Regions from separate parts of the Homo sapiens genome. Here region 2 is linked to region 1. The links are chromatin loops, found by intact Hi-C in ENCODE. Cell type or tissue: HCT116. All regions are shown on one strand. Each heading gives the region's core, and the rest is flanking DNA. Links, peaks and the distances in the headings are about the cores only. Region 1 overlaps LOC105370476 (a long non-coding RNA gene). Region 2 overlaps LOC105370476 (a long non-coding RNA gene).

Region 1 (8,867 bases), core at 326-8,325:
ATGTGAAAACTCAATGTTTAATCTCCTGTTAAGATAAGAGTCAAGTTAGGCAGTTTCAGTAAAACATTTCATTTGGTTTCAAGGTATAAGCACTTTTGATATAAACTTTGCTCTGTGAAAAAGATGCACATTAATAACTAACAAGATTATTGTAAGCTTAAAAAATTTGGAATATTCAGACATAAACCAAACTGAAATTTATTTTTTGATTATCTGTGAAAGTTGGAATAAACAAATTAATAATATAAATAAAGATGTAGGGAATTTTTTATTATATATTTTAAGATGTACACATGTAGTTTTGATATACATAGTGAAATAATGCTATTGTTGAGCAAACGAATCAATCTATCACCTTCTATAGTTACCTTTTATGTGTGTGGTAAGAGCATCTAAAATCTACTCTCTTAGCAAATTTTCAGTATATAATAGAATATTATTAACTATAGTCCTCATGCTGTCCCTTAAATCCCTAGACTTATTTGTCCTACATAATTGAAAATTTGTATCTTTGACCTGTTTATCCCTATTTCCTCCTTTTCTATACCATAATAACCACCATTCTACTCTGTTTTTATGTGTCCAGCTTTTTAAAATTTCTACACATAAGTGAGATCATGCAGTAGTTTTCTTTCTGTATGTGGCTTATTTCACTTAGCATAATGTCCTCTAGGCTCATCCATGTTGTTACATATGGCAGTATCTTCTTTTTAAAAGCTGAATAACAGTTCATATATCTCAACTTCTTTATCAGTTTTTCTATTTCATTGGTGGACACTTAGCTTGTTTCCATATCTTAGCTACTTTGAGTAACACTGCAAGAAAGATGGGAGTGCAGATATCTCTATGGCATGCTGATTTCATTTTCTTGGGTATACACCCAGCAGAGGGATTGTAGGGTCATATGATAGTTCTATTTTTAGTTTTTTGCAGACAGTCCATACTGTTTTCTACAATGGTCATAATAATTTACATTCTCACCAATAGTACACAAGGGTTCCACTTTCTCCACACCCTTGCTGACACTTATCTTGTCTTTTTAGTGATACCCATTCTAACAGGTGTGAGGTAATACATCGCTGTGGTTTTTATTTACATTTCCCTGATGATTAGTGATGTTGAGCACTTTTTATAAACCTGTGGGCTATTTGTGTGTCTTCCTTGGAGATATGTCTATTTGGGTCCTTAGCCCATTTTTAAATAGAATTAATTGTTTTTTGCTGTTGTGTGAATTCTTTATATAATTTGAATATTCACCCCTTATTAGATATATGGTTTGCAAATATTTTCTCACAATCTGAAAGCTGCCTTTTCATTCTGTTGTTTCCTTTGCTTTTCAGTTTGATATAATCTCACTTGTTTATTTTTGTTATGATTGCCTGGAATTTTGGTGTGATTTCCAAAAAATCATTGCCAAGGCCAATATCAAGGAGCTTTTTCCATTATGCTTTCTTCTGGGAGTTTTAGGGCTTCAGGTCTTATGTTTAGGTCTTTAATCTGTTTTTGAGTTGATTTTTGTGTATAGCATAAGATAAGGTCCAGTTTCATTCTTTTGCATGTGGAAATCCAGTTTCTCCAGTACCATTTACTGAAGAGGCTGTCCTTTCCCCATTGTGTCTTCTTGGTGGCCTTGTCAAAAATTAGTTGACTGTATATGCTTGGGTTCATTTCTGAACTCTATCCTATTCTATTGATCTATGTATTTGTTTTTAAGCCAGCACCATAATGTTTTGATTACTATAGATTTGTAATATGATTTGAAATTAGGAAGTGCGATACCTCCAAATTTGTTTTTCTTAAGATTGTTCTGGATACTTGGGGTCTTTTATGGTTCCATACAAGTTTTAGGATTTTTTTCTATTTCTGTGAAAAGGTTATTGAAATTTTGATGGGGTATAGGGATTGCATTGAATCTATAGATTGCTTCAGGTAATATGAGCATTTTGACAAAATTAATTCTTCCAATCTATACACATGAGATAGCTTTCCATTTATTTGTTTCTTCTTCAATTTCTTTTATTAGTGTATTATAGTTTTCATTACACAGATCTTTCACTTCCTTGCTTAAACTTATTTCCTAAATTCTTTAATCTTTTTGATGCTATTGTAATTAGGATTGTTTTCTTGATTGCTTTCTCGGGTAGAATAATACTGGTGTAAAGAAATGTAAAAATTTTTTTGGTGTTAATTTTGTGTCCTGCTACTCTACTGAATTCATTTATTCCAAAAGTTTTGCTGTGGGTGGCATCTTTGGGCTTTTCTATGTATAGGATCATATCACCTGCAAATAGGGATAAGCTTACTCCTTTCTGATTTGGATTTATATTATTTCTTTTTCTTGTCTAATTGTTCTTGCTAGTTCTTCCAGTACTATATTGAATAGAAGTGGCAAGAGGGACATTCTTGCCTTGTACTGGGTCTTAGAGTAAAAGCTTTCAGTTTTTCCCATTCATTATGATATTACATGTAAGCTTCTTATTAATGACCTTTATTAGGTTGAAGCACTTTTCTTCTATACCTATTTTGTTGAGGGTTTCTATCATAAAGGTTTGTTGAACTTTGTCAAATGCTTTTTATGCATCTATTCAGATGATCGTGTGGTTTTTGTCTTTCTTTTTGTTAAAGTGGTATATCACATTGATTGATTTGCATATGTTAAACCAACCTTGCATCCCATGGATAAGTCTCATTTGATCATGTATATAATCTTTTTGATGTGTTGTTGAATTTAGTTGGCTAGTATTTTATTGAGGATTTTTGCGTCAATGTTCATTAGAGATATTGGCCTGAAGGTTTTTTTCTTGTGGTATCTTTGCCTGGCTTTGGTTTTAGGGTGATGCTGCCTTCATAAAATGAATTTGGAAATATACCCTCTACTTCTATTTTTTGAAGAGATTAAGAAGTATTGGTATGAATTCTTCCTTGAATTTTGGTAGAATTCAGCTGTGAAGCCATCTGGCCCTGGGCTTTTCTTTGTTGAAAGGCTTTTGATTACTACTTCATCTCTATTTGTTATTGGTCTGTTCAGGCTTTCTGTTTCTCCTTGATTTAGTCTAGATGAGTTGTATGCTTCTAGGAATTTATCTATTTCCTATAGGTTACCCAATTTGTTGGACTATAATTGTTCATAATAGTCCCTTATGATCCTTTTTATTTCTGAGGCATCTGTTGTAATGTCTCCTCTCTCATTTCTGATTTTACTTATTTGAGTCTTCTCTCTTTTTTCTTTCTTTTAGTCTACCTAATGGTTTGTTGATTTAGTGTGTATATATATATATACTTTTTTTTAAAAAAACTCACTTTTGAATTTTTTCTGTAGTCTTTGTTTTCTCTATTTGTTTTTTCTCTGATTATAATTATTTCCTTCCTTTTGCTTACTTTGAGTTTAATGTTTTGTTTGCTTTTTAGTTCCTTGAGGTATACAATTAGTTTGTTTCTTTGAGATGTTTTTCTTTTTAGATGTAAGCATTTATTGGTATAAATCTTTCTCTAATAACTGCCTTTGCTGCATCCCCAAAATTTTGGAAAGTTGCGTTTTTGTTTTGGTTTGATTACAGATATTTTAAAAATTCCCCAGTTGATTTTCTAATTGACCCAATGGTTGTTTGAATGTCTTACTTAATTTTCATATATTTGTCAATTTTCTTGCTGTTACAATTTCTAGTTTCATTCCATTGTGATTGGAAAAGATACTTGGTATAATTTTATTATCTTAGATTTTTAAGACTATTCCATGTCCTCTGATCCAGGAGGCCTTAGGTAACTCTCCTGCAGCCTCTGTTGCCCTGTGACCTGCAGGTACTGGAAGATCCATAGGGAGAATGATAGGACACCTGGAAGCTGGGAAATGGTACAGGGAGATTCATACTATGAAGTCAGGACACCTCAGAATCTGGGAAATGTTTCTAGTTTAAGAGTGATTTGATTGACTGTTTCCAAAATGGCCAACTAGATGCAGCCAGGAAGTGCTGCTCCTATAGAGAGAGAACACAATTTCAACTACACCAACATAATTTGAACAGATCTTTGGAGAGATAACACTGAATGTGGATGGAAAAAAATATGCAGCTGTTAAGGCTGAAGAGGGAGGAAGTTGGGAATCCCAGGTGGAGTGCCTGAATGCTATGGCCCGTCCCCTGTCCTGAATGAAACCTGGGAGAAGGGGTGAGTGAAGGGACTGAGGGTCTGCTCATTCCCATCATTGACCTCTGGGGTTCTAGCTGCAAGGGACACCACACCCACACTGACTTGTGAGCTGGCAGGGGCATCTCCCTGGAGATTAGACAGAGATGAAGCTGTAGTAGGCACAGAGCCAGGAATATTGGAACATGGGTCAGCTCTGGTAAAGCCTGGACATACGTGCCCAACGCCAGGGCTACCAGCCTCCCTCAGAGAGGCTATGGCTCCAGCTAACTGCTGGGGACAAAGCAGAGCCTGCTTCCCTGCAGGATTGGAGCACATCTGTCCTGCAGGCCCGATGACGGCCCGCCAGCCCTTCCCAGGGCTCCTGCCTCGCTGTGGGGTAGAAGCATGTACACAGCGCAGCCTCCTGCCCAGCCTTGGTGCTTTGCACCACCTGAGTGCATTCCCGCAGCATGGGAGCCCTTCAGATCCCACACTGCACCTGAAACTCAACCCAGTGCATCTGGAGGAAGGAGCCCAAGTGGGTCCTGTAGCCTCAGAACTGCAGCCTGTGGTTCAGGAGTGCCAACCTGGGATCTGCACTTGGCAGTTGAATGGGGGAGGAGACTACACTTTCAGAAATCTGAGATGGCTGAGTCACACAGGTTTGCAAACTGATATGGGACCTAGCCATGCCTCCCTCCACAGAGTTGGTATGGTAAGGGTGTGGTGTATTTCCCTACCAGACCTCTGCCCAAGGGAGACCAGCGACCCCAAAGACATAAGAACAACAGTAGCAACATGACGGGCATAGTGCCAGTGATTGGAGGTGGCCGCCTTAAGTCCCAGAGTAGACCTGGCGAGGGTGTCATCTGTCTCCCCTTCAAACCGCATGACACAGCTACAAACACCAGAGGAGCCAAATGGCTGAATAGGAGCCTATTGTCCATTGCTCTCAAGCACCATCTACTGGATTGCCGCCCAAACTACAACACACACAAAAAAATCACTTTACTAATTCTCCTTCCTACAAAACCAAGAACATAAATTCTACCACAAAGACCCTGTACAGAGTCTTAATTCCCTGAAAACGTCCACAAATGAAGCCAACAGACTATACGCAATTTACACCACAATTAAAAGAATACCAGCCCTCCAAATGAGAAATAATCAGCATAAGAACTTTAGCAATGGCAGGGTGCAGTGGCTCACGCCTGTAATCCCAACACTTTGGGAGGCCAAGGCGGGTGGATCACCTGAGGTCAGGAATTCGAGGCCCAGCCTGGCCAACATGGTGAAACCCCATCTCTACCAAAAATACAAAAAATTAGCCGGCTTTGTGACAGGTGCCTGTAATCCCAGCTACTCAGGAGGCTGAGGCAGGAGCATCACTTGAACCCGGGAGTCGGAGGTTGCAGTGAGCCGAGATCGCGTTATTGCACTCCAGCCCGGGTGACAAGAGTGAAACTCCGTCTCAAAAAAAAAAAAAAAATACCCAATTGAACTTCCTGAGTGGAAAAATTTCAGAATACAATCAGAAGTATCAGCAGAATAGACCAAGCTGAGGAAAGAATCTCAGAGCTCAAAGACCGGTTCTTTGAATCAACTCAGACAAAAATTAAGAAAAATGAATAAAACCTCCAGAAATTTGAAATTATGTAAAGAGACCAAATCTACAACTCATTGGCATTCCTGAGGCAGAAGGAGAGATAATAAGCAACTTGGAAAATATATTTGAGAATATAGTCCATGAAAATTTTCATAATCTTGTAAGAGAGTTCAACATGCAAATCCAAGAAATACAGAGAACCAGAATCTCTGAGATGGAGCCAAAGCAGTGTTAAGAGAAACATTTATAGCCCTAAATGCCTTCATAAAGACATTAGAAACATGTGAAATTAACAATCTAACTTTTCACCTAAAGGAACTATGGAAAAAAAAGAACAAACCAACTCCAAAGCTAGCAGAAGAAAAGAAATAACTAAAATTAGAGAAGACCTTAATGAAATTGAGATGCAAAAATCCATACAAAAGATCAGTGAAACCAAGAGTTGGTTCTTTGAAAAAATAATTCAAATTGATAGAACCCTATTTAGATTAACAAAGAAAAAGAAAGAGTAAATCCAAATAAGCACAATGAGAAATGACAAAGATGATATTACAACTGATCCCACAGAAATACGGAAGATCCTCAGAGACTACTGTGAACAAGTTTATGCACACGTATCAATAATAGAAAATCTAGAAGAAATGGATAAATTCCTGGAAGTGCACAGTCTCCCAAAATGGAATCAGGAAGGGATTGAAATCCGAATAGACCATTATCTATTTTTGAAATTCAATTAGCAACAAAGAACGTACCAACCAAAAAAAGCCCTGGGCCAGATGGATGGATTCATAGTTAAATTCTACCACACCTACAAAGAACTGATACCCATCCTGCTGAAACTGTTCAAAAAATTAAAAGTGAGCAGTTCCCTCATAACTCATTCTATGAAGCCAGCATCAGCTTGATACCAAAGTCTGGCAAAGACACAATGAAGAAAGAAAACTTCAGACCCGTTTTCCTCATGAACATAAATGCAAAAATCCTTAGCAAATCAAATCCAGCAGCACATCAAAAAGTTAATACACCATGATCAAGCAGGCTTTATTCCTGGAATGCAAGGCTGGGTCAACATCACCACATAAAGAGCAAAAATCATATGATCATATCAGCAGATGTAGAAAAAGCCTTTGATAAAATCCAACATTCTTCCATGATAAAAACCCTCAACAGACTAGACATCAAAGGAACATACCTCAAAATAATAAGAGCTATCTATGACAAATCCAGAGCCAACCAGCGTCATACTGAATGGGCAAAAGCTTGAACTATTTTCCTTGAGAACTGGAACAAGACAAGAATGCCCACTTTCACCATTTGTATTCAACACAGCACTGAAAATTTTAGCCAGAGCGATCAGGCAAGAAAAATAAATGAAAGGCATCCAAATAGGAATAGAGGAAGTTAAAAGATCTATATTCACAGATGATAGAATTCTATACCTAGAAAACCGCATAGATTCAGTCAAGAGGCTCCAAGAAGATTTAATGGCTCCTAAATGATTATTTAATCATTTAAATACATGATTTCAATAGCGTTTTGGGATACAAAATCAATGTACAAAATTCAGTAGCATGTCTATACGCTACAAACATCTAAGCTGAGAGTGAATCAAGAACCCAATCCCACTCACAACTGTTACTAAGAAAATCAAATTCCTAGGAATACAACTAACCTAGAAGGTGAAAGAGCTGTACAAGGACAACTACAAAACACTGTTGAAAGAAATCAGAGATGATGAAAATAAATGAAAAAACATCCCATGCTCATTGATTGGAAGAATTTATATTGTAAAAATTGTCATACTCCCCAAAGCAATTTACAGATTCAGTGTTATTCTTGCCAATCTACCAATGTCATTCTTCACAGAATTAAAAAAAAAGCTATTGTAAAATTCATATAGAACCAAAAAATAGCCAGAACAGCCAAAGCAATCCTAAGCAAAAGGAACAAAGCTGGAGGCATCACACTACCTGATTTTAAACCATACCATAAAGCTACAGAAACCAAAACAGCTTGGTGCAGGTACAAAAACAGACACATACCAATGGAACAGAATAGAAAACTCAGAAATAAAGCCACACACCTACAACAATCTGATCTTTAACACAGTTGATAAAACCAAGCAAGGGGAAAAGGAATCCCTATTCAACAAATGGTACTGGGATAACTGGCTAGCCATATTTAGAATTTTGAAGCTGTACCCCTACATTTCAACATATACAAAAATTAACTCAAATGGATTAATGTTGTAAGTGTAAGACCTCAAGCTATAAAAATCCTAGAAGAAAATTTAGGAAATACTCTTCTTGATGTTAGCCTTGGCAAGGAATTTTTGACTAAGTCCCCAAAAGCAATTGCAACAAAGCCAAAAGTAGACAAGTAGAACCTAATTAAACATTGCTTCTGCACAGCAAAAGAAACAGATGATCTACAGAATGAGAGAAGATATTTGCAAACTGTGAATCTGACAAAGGCCTAGTATCCAGAATCTATAAGGAACTTAAACAAATCAAGAAGCGAAAAACAAATAACCCCATTAAAAAGTGAGCAAAGGATATAAAGAGACGCTTCTCAAAAGAAGACATACATGTGGCCAACAAACATATGAAAAAATGCTCAGCATCAGTAATCATTAGAGAAATGCAAATCAAAACCACAATGAGATGCCATCTCACACTAGTCAGGAAGGCTACTATTAAAAAGTCAGAAAAATAACAGATCCTAGAGAGGTTGTGGAGAAAGGGGAACACTTACACACGGTTAATGGGAATATGAATTAGTTATTTCACTGTGGAAAGCAGTCTGAAGATTCCTCAAAGAACTTAAAACAGAGTCACCATTTGACCCAACAATCCCGTTACTGGGTATATATCTAAAAGAAAATAAATTATTGTACTAAAAAGACACATGCACTCATATGCTTATTTCTACACTATTCACAATAGTGAGGACATGAAATCAACCCAGGCTCCTATCAATGGTAGATTGGATAAAGGAAATGTGGTAGATATATACTATGGACTACTATGTAGCCATAACAAAGAATGAAGTCATGTCCTTTTCAGCAACGTAGATAGAGCTGGGGGCCATGAATCATAAACAAATTAATGCAGAAACAGAAAACCAAATGCTACAT
Region 2 (8,867 bases), core at 335-8,334, 99 kb before region 1:
ATTGACTCTTCCGATAACATCAGAGAAAGACTGCCCTTGATGTCTATACTACAGCAAAACTTTGGGCCTTGAACCATGGGTTCATAATCTCACAACTGAAAAGGGGGTCCCTGCATACTCTTGGAACAGTACACTCATTGGAACCCTTAAGGTAAAGCTAACCACAGAAATTTCTGCCCAGAAGAGGATGGCATCCTTGATGTGAACAGCTTTTTCCAAGATCATGGGTCAAGACTTTTACTATTACGAGACTCTTATCTTTGGATATTTTTTTCCTTGCTTATGCCTTTATGAACAATAGAAGTGAAAAGGGAGTCTGTTATGTGCATGTATTTACTTTTATTTATGAATTATTTTGCAGCCAGCCTTAATACATGGATAACCTTATACTTTGATAAAGATGAAGACCCAATGTAGGTGAGAAACTTTAATGGTACATACATTGCCTCATAATCAGTCAGAAACAGAACATTGGTTCACTTCTCTTAACCCATATTATGGTTAAAGGGAACATTGCCAGGAGGCCTTTACTCTTCTAGAAGGGCATAGTACGTTTTTTTTTTTTTTCCCATAGTTGGAGTAAAAGAGGCAATGATTAGAAATGTCTCCCTTATGAGAGGAACTACAGTAGATTCTACTGTACAGGCTATAGTTACACAACAGACTTTAAATTCTCATGTGAAAATGATGCTAAATAATAGAATTGGCTAAATAGAGAAGTATATGTGCAGCTGCTGGCACTTATGGCCTATGGAGAAGACACTGGGTATTATAGAGATTCAGTTGTAGGGGATTAATGAAAAGACTAGTTAGTTAAGCAACTAGACTCTTTATCTAGCTCATTCTTTGATCTATTTGATTTTAGGTGGTTTGGTTTATGGGAACCCATGGTAAGGAGCATACTCCAAACTCTTGGTATTATCCTCTCAATAGTCATAATATTCTCTGGTGCACTGTATTCTCTCAAATGTTTTAAGTGTTTGCATGCAGCCATGTCTAGAATGCCAAATGGTCTCTCTTCAACTGGAATGACAAGAACTGAAAGAAATGTGTGACCATGAGGACACTGTAGCTTATGAATGACAACCTGAGACCAGAAACCCAAAATGATGGTAACTGAGAGTGGCACTGAGTGACTAAATTTTGGTAACACTCTCACCTAAGTGAGAACCTGATGAAAAAGTTTTTGGTTTTTTTTTTGTCTTTTTTTTTTTGAGATGGAATCTCACTCTGTCGCCCAGGCTGGAGTGCAGTGGCATGATCTCCGCTCAATGTAACCTCTGCCTCCTGGGTTCAAGTGATTATCCTGCCTCAGCCTCCTGAGTAGTTGGGACTCCAGGGATGTGCTGCCACACTCAGCTAATTTTTGTATTTTTAGCAGAGGTGGGCTTTCACCATGTTGACCAGGCTGGTCTTGAATCCCTGACCTCAGGTGATCCTTCTGCTTTGGCCTCCCAGAGTGCTGGGATTACAGGGGTGAGCCACCATGCCCGGCCAGATTTTTTTTTTAAAACAAAATTATGGATGTCCATTGTTTTGGATTGAGCTTATGCACTAGGCCCCAAGAAACCAAACCAAACAAAAATGGAGTTGCTTTTGCTAAATGTGACATAATCAAACTGACACTTTAAGTAAACTCATAGATCCTAGAATGAACCAGGTTTTGTTTTTCTCCTGTAAACAGGATGCTGCAGCATAAAGAGGTACCCTCTACTCAGTCCTTGTTCCTACCTTTGAAAAATTCACTGTTCTACTGTTTCCAAGTGGGTTTCAAAACCAAAAAGTATATTAATGATGGTAATATGACATCAATAATTGAAGTTTTGGTCAATCTCTCAAAATTGAGAAAATGACCAAAAGGGGAGAATTGTTAAAGCAAACTAAATGTGGCCTGAGAATATACTTCTATATTTGAGTCCTTGTGGATGAACTGCAAACTAGCTTGATAGGTAGACAAGATTGAAAACCTAACTTTGGCGTATGCAACAATAGCTGAGTCTTGGCCAATTCCAGCAGCCATACTTCAACCACTCATACACTGCTGAGTGTTCAAACTGTGTTCAAATAAGGCAAATGCCGAGCTGTAACCAATCCAGTTGTTTCTGTATCTCACTTCTGATTTCTGTATGTCACTTTCCTTTTTTTTTTTGTCTATAAATTTGTTTTTACCACGAGGCATCTCTGTAGTCTCTCCAAATCTGCTGTGATTCTGGGGGCTACCTGATTCACAGATCGTTCTTTGCTCAATTAAACTCCTTTAAATTTAATTCAGCTGAAGTTTTTCTTTTAACAAGGGAATGCTTTCAATTTTTCCCCATTAAGTATGATGTTGGTTGTGGTTTTGTCATACATGACCTGTATTGTGTTGAGGTACATTCCTTCTATGCCTAGCTTGTTGAAAATTTTTATCATGAAGGGTGTGCTGAATTTAATCAAATCCTTTTTCTGTATTGAGATGATCATATGGTTTTTGTTTTTAATTCTGTTAATATGATATATCATATTTATTGATCTGCATATGTTGAACCATCCTTGCATTCCTGTGATGAATCCCACCTATTCATGGTATATTATCTTTTTGATGTGCTGTTGAATTTGGTTTGCTAGTATTCTGTTGAGGAATTTTACATCTGTGTTCATCAGGGATATTGGTCTGTAGTTTTCTTTTTTTTATTTTATCCTTATCTGATTTTGGCATGAGGGAGGTACTGACATTGTGGAATGAGTTAAAGAAAATTCATTCCTCCTTGATTTTTTGGAATAGTTTCAAGAGGATTGGTATTAATTCTTTGTATATTTGATAGAATTTGGCTGTGAATTCATCTGGTCCTCGGCTGTTTTTTTTGGTTGAGAGGTTTTTATATTCCTGATTAAATCTCGCTATTCGTTATTGGTCTGTTCAGGAGTTAGTTCTATTTCTTCCTGTTTCAATCTTGGTAGGTTGTGTGTTTCCAGGAATTTATCTATTTCATCTAGATTTTCTAGTTTGTGAGCTTATAGTTGTTCATAATAGGAGGAGGAGAAGATTCTTACTGATAATTTGGATACTGAAGGTGAAAGAATGTTAGGAATAAAATAAAATTGAGGAATATAAATGATACAATGTTAAAAGAAGACAGAGGAAACTTATGGGGAGATAGATTCTAAGACTTGAACAGGATGAAAATCAGACTTGGTGCCTGGCTGCCAAGCTGTAGTATTTTCCAGAAGCAGCTATGTTTCTCTGATTGAAACATGTGGGAATGTACCAGGGTGCATTTCCCTGATTGAAACACGTGGAAATATACTCAGGAACCTCCTTACTGCTCAGATTTCACTCACAAACTCAAACCTCAGGATTTTTTCAATACAACCACTAGGTGGCACTAATGGTACATTCTCTATATAAAGCTGCTATTAACTTGAAGGATCTCTTTCCTGTTGCTGAATTTGCTCTGGGGTCACAGTAGGGGATCCTAGTTCTAGTACCTCCTGGCTATACCATGAGTAAATGATTTAATACTAATATAACCCGTGTGTTCTTAGAGGAAATGACTTTTATTCTGAGTCTTCCTAGAGAATGTGACTTAAAAATTTATTGAGCACACTTCCCCTATATTTGTAAAATAATAACATAACTTTAAGTCAAGATTGGTCTGTGAGCAACTTGCTTTTTTTGTATGTGCTTTCAGATGGACAAGTATTGTAGAAGGATTTTTTTTTTCCTGCAGTATCTCCACAGGAGAAGAAGAGAATCTCTTAGATTAATCCCTCAGGGGCAGATTTCTTGGTATTTAGTTGATTTTTAATTATACTTATGGTACAAGGACTTGACTGAAAACCTTTTAAGGCATTATGGCTGGCATTATCTTTGAAACAATATTTCTATATTTTTTATCACCGCCTACTCAAGCAAGCAGTCAATTTTGGGCTCATTGCTTCAGAGGAGGAATGTAGCAGGACAGGAAATAGATGCATGTTGTGAATCTCTCTGAGTATTGTGTTTCAAAATTCTAAATCTTAATATGAAGAGGATTTATGGGAATAGAACAAGTGCTGATCAGAAGCTGGGAAGACATCAAGGTTATATACCATGTCCCAGACTAGAAAGAACTTTCTTCAGGATGGGAAGTAAAAAGGGATAGAGGCCCATGGGACCAGGGAAAAGAGGGACCTGGGGCAAGAAGGACCTAGGGCTTGCTTCCAGTGCCATTAGGGTGGCTGCAAAACCCTACAGAGGGAGTGGGAATCCTCTGGCATTATATAACATTTCTCTCCCAAAGTTGTTTATGGAAATGGCAGAGAGCCATAAAAACTGAAGAGGCCAAGTCATCAGAGATAATGAATGTCACAGTAACAAACCACCCGTGTGGACTGGGCCATTCCTTATTAATCACTTCCCCCACAAACTCCAGTGCCTTGGCACTTCATATAAATTTGGGAAAGGGTAAGACTAGCATCAAGTATTTTCTATTACTCCATATCCTGGGGGCTTGGGATAAAAGTTGTTGTAGAAAAGAAATGTATTTTTCTTATACATCTGAATATGTGGACTGGGTTTTATTCTTCCTCTTCTGGGAGGTCTTTTCTCTGTTTAGTTTAGTATCCTGGAATTCTAATTTTTCCCAGCATGGCTGAGACACCACCACCTCCTTTGAATGCTTTTGCTCAGTGGGGTTGAAAGTGATCTTTTCTTTGGAACTTTTGAAACATGTCAGTTGCCTTACAGGATACTTCTCCATCCTAATTCGAATTGTGGTTATTCAAGAACATGGCATCACAGCAAGGATCATAGTATATGCATGGTTTAAATTGCCATCACATTTAATATAATATGTAGTGAATTGATATTTGCTAATGTCAGGGAGTAAGTACAGTAGTATAGTCATATTAATAGTAGTTTGAAGTGAAGCAGCAGATTCACATGGAGCTACATCGGGCTAAAATCTCATGCATTTAAATATTCTTCAGTGGATTGTTAGGTTCTGGGAGATTTTCTTTTTCTTTCTTCTCTTTGATGTTCTAACTACTAATATAAATGCCACTGCAATTAAGGTCAGGAATATTTACCATGATGTCATGCTCTGTTATCATTGAGAAATTATGGTTGCATAGGAATCTATGTAATATCTGAAAGACATATAATTTTCGTTTCTTTAAAAAATGTTGATCAATTTTATAAAATGATGCAGGATTGTTGAAAAAAATTGTAATATAGAGAAGTATAGCAAGAAATGTAAAAATCACCTGATACCATTTCAAAAGAAGGCAATTACTATTAACATTTATGGGGGCCCTTCCATCTCTCTCTCTCCATTTATATATTTACATATATAATTATTTCACATAAATAAGGCTGTGTCATACATGTTATGAGGTAACTGCTTTTTTCTACTTATCAATATATGCCTTTCTATGTCAATAAATAGGAATTTCTAAATAACTTTTAAAGACTGCATAGTTTTTCATCATATATAAGTACTCTGATTTATTTAAGTCATGTCCTTTTCATAGGCTACACACTAACTAGATTACCTTGGTAGATCCCAATATGTGCACAAATACAAGTTAACCTCAAATATAAATATACATATATAAACTTTTAAGGATCCAAATGAAATATTTCAGTTTATTTAAAAAATATTGAATTAGTTACACACAAACTTGAAATCTATTATTTTTAAATTATTCTTTTCCTAATTTTATAAAACTACTTCACTGTTGTTTTGAGAGGTCTATTTTGAGTCATTGATCATACATCTCCTGCACAAATAATCTTTTTTAAAAGATCAAAGTTGTTTCATTTACAGCACTTTTTGAATTACTGTATGTAGCAGTCATTGAAGTTTATCCCAACTTAAAGGACCTATTTGCTCTTTGTGATCTCTGCATGTTATCATTCACTTTACTGTTTTTTTGTTTGCATCACTTTAAAATTGTTTTCTATTTTAAATTTGAAATACATCACACATTTTGAACAGAGCAGAAAAATATTACATTTTAAAAATACTAATGATAATAATAATAACAAGAAAACAGATTTTTCTGGGTAGAGGATACATAATTTGCAGCCTTTTTTTGGGAGAAGATCAGAGCCCCTTTCAGTGTCTAATGAATGCTACAAACCTAATCTGATTAAGTAGCAGAGTTTATTGAAGGAAGGTAAAGTACATTTCTTTTTATTTTAAATTTCCAACTTTTATTTTAAGTTCAGGGTTACATGTGCAGGTTTGTTACATAGGTAAATGTGTACCATGGTGATTTGCTGCACAGATCATCTCATCACCTAGGTATTAAGCTCAGCGTCCATTAGCTATTTTTCTTGATGCTTTCCCTCCTCCCACCCCCCACCCTCTGACAGGCCCCAGTGTGTGTTGTTTTCTCCCACATGTCCATGTGTTCTCATCATTCAGCTCCCACTTATAAGTAAGAACACATGTATTTGGTTTTCTGTTCTCGCATTAGTTTGTTGATAATGGTCTCCAGCTCCATCCATGTCCCTGCAAATGACATGGTCTCATTTATGTGCCACATTTTTTTAATCCAGTTTATCACTGATGGCCATTTAAGTTGATTCCATGAGTTTGCTATTGTGAACAGTGCTGCAATGAACATACATGTACATGTATCTTTATAATAGAGTGGTTTATATTCTTTTTTTTTTTTTTGAGATGGAGTTAAACTCTTATTGCCCAGGCTGGGGTGCAATGGCATGATCTCAGCTCACTGCAACCTCTGTCTTCTGAGTTCAAGCGATTCTCCTGTCTCAGCCTCCCAAGTAGCTGGGATTACATATGCCAACCACTACGCCCAGCTGATTTTTGTATTTTTAATAGAGACAGGGTTTCACCATGTTGGCCAGGCTAGTCTTGAACTCCTGACGTCAGGTGATCCGCCTGCCTTGGCCTCCCAAAGTGCTGGGATTACAGGCATGAGCCACTGATCCCTGCCAGAATGGTTTATATTGTTTTACGTATATGTCCAATAATGAGATTGCTGGGTTGAATGGTATTTTTGCCTCTAGATCTTTGAGGAATTGCCACACTGTCTTCCACAATGGTTGAACTAATTTACACTCACAACAACAATGTATAACCATTCCTTTTTCTCCACAACCTCGCCAGCATCTGTTTTTTGATTTTCTAGTAATAGCCACTCTGACTGGTGTGAAATGGTATCTCATTGTGGTTTTGATTTGCATTTATCTAATGATCAGTGATGGTGAGCTTTTTTTCATATGATTGTTGGCCACATGTATGTCTTCTTTTAAAACGTGCCTGTTTGTGTCCTTTGCCTACTTTTAATTGGGTTTGTATTTTTTCTTATAATTGAGTTTACGTTCTTTATAGATGCTGGATGTTAGACTTTTGCCAGATGCATTCTTTGCAAAATTTTTCTCCCACTCTGTAGGCTGTTTACTCTGTTGATAGTTTCTTTTGCTGTGCAGAAGCTCTTTAGAAGTGTAATTAGATCCCGTTCATCAATTTTTGCTTTTGTTGCAATTGCTTTGGTGTCTTGGTCATAAAATCTTTGTCCATGCCTATATCCTGAATGGTATTGCCTAGGTTTTCTTCTAGGGTTTTTGTAGTTTGAGGTTTTACATTTAAGTCTTTAATCCATATTGAGTTAATTTTTATATAAGATGTAAGGAAGAGGTCCAACTTCAGTTTTCTGCATATAGCTAGCCAGTTTTCCCAGCACCATTTATGAAATAGGGAATCCTTTTCCCATTGCTTTTGTCTGGTTTGTTGAAGATCAAATAGTTGTAGGTGTGTGGTCTTATTTCTGAGTTCTCTATTTTGTTCCATTGGTCTATGTGTCTGTTGTTGTACCAGTACCATGATGTTTTAACCAAAACCACTGTAACCACTGTAACGTTTTAGTATAGTTTGAAGTCGGGTAGCATGATTGTTTAGAATTGTCTTGGCTATTTGTGCTCTTTTTTGTTTCCATATGAATCCTAAAATAGTTTTTTCTAATTCTGTGAAGAATATCTGTGGTAGTTTAGTGGGAATAGCATTGAATCTATACATTACTTTGGGCAGTATGGCCATTTTAACGATACTGATTCTTTCTATCCATAAGCACAGAATGTTTTTCCATTTGTTTGTGTCCTTCTGATTTCTTTGAGCAGTGGTTTGTAGTTATCCTTGAAGAGGTCCTTCACTTTCCTTGTTATCTGTATTCCTAAGTATTTTATTCTTTTTGTAGCAATTGTGAATGGGAGTTCATTCATGATTCGGCTCTCTGCTTGCCTGTTGTTGTATAGGAAAGCTAGTGATTTTTGCCTATTGACTTTTGTACCCTGAGACTTTGCTGAAGTTGCTTATCAGCTTAAGAAGCTTTCGGGCTGAGACTATGGGGTTTTCTAGATATAGGATCATGTTATCTGCAAACAAAGATAATTTGACTTCCTCTCTTCCTATTTGAATACCCTTTATTTCTTTCTCTTGCCTGATTTTCCTGGCCAGAACTTCCAATACTATGTTAAATAGGAGTGGTGAGAGAGGGCATTCTTGTCTTGTGCTTGTTTTCAAGGGGAATGCTTCCAACTTTTGCCCATTCAGTATGATATTGGCTGTGGGTTTGGCATACATGGCTCTTACTATTTTTAGGAATATTTCTTCAATATCTAGTTTATTGGGAGTTTTTAAAATGAAGGGATGTTAAATTTTATCAAAGGCCTTTTCTGTATCTATTGAGATAATCATATGGTTTTTGTCTTTAGTTCTGCTTATGTAATGAATCACATTTATTGGTTTGTGTATGTTGAACCAACCTTGCATCCTGGGGATGAAACCAACTTGGTCATGTGGATAAGCTTTCGGATGTGCTGCTGGATTCAATTTGCCAGTATTTTATTGACATTTTTTGCATCGGTGTTTGTC

Evidence for each region. Peaks named below come from ENCODE experiments on the same cell type or tissue, not always from the same donor. Only the 100,000 strongest peaks of a DNase experiment are listed, where the experiment ranks them.
Region 2: a loop joins it to region 1, with 14 times the contacts of the local background. A loop is called at or near these places in 54 of 110 quality-filtered maps.

Annotation. Positions count from the first base shown.
Region 1 is chr14:45,522,395-45,531,261 of GRCh38, forward strand. The region is part of intron 2 of LOC105370476 (a long non-coding RNA gene); the gene reads left to right. Among named protein-coding and RNA genes, the nearest start is that of LINC02303, 190 kb to the right of the region's middle. In HCT116, for the core only: a CTCF peak has its summit at 5,099 (motif pointing left); a DNase peak (open chromatin) is centred at 5,037; H3K27ac peaks cover 517 bases.
Region 2 is chr14:45,423,516-45,432,382 of GRCh38, forward strand. The region is part of intron 2 of LOC105370476 (a long non-coding RNA gene); the gene reads left to right. Among named protein-coding and RNA genes, the nearest start is that of MIS18BP1, 170 kb to the left of the region's middle. In HCT116, for the core only: a CTCF peak has its summit at 3,343 (motif pointing right); a DNase peak (open chromatin) is centred at 3,356.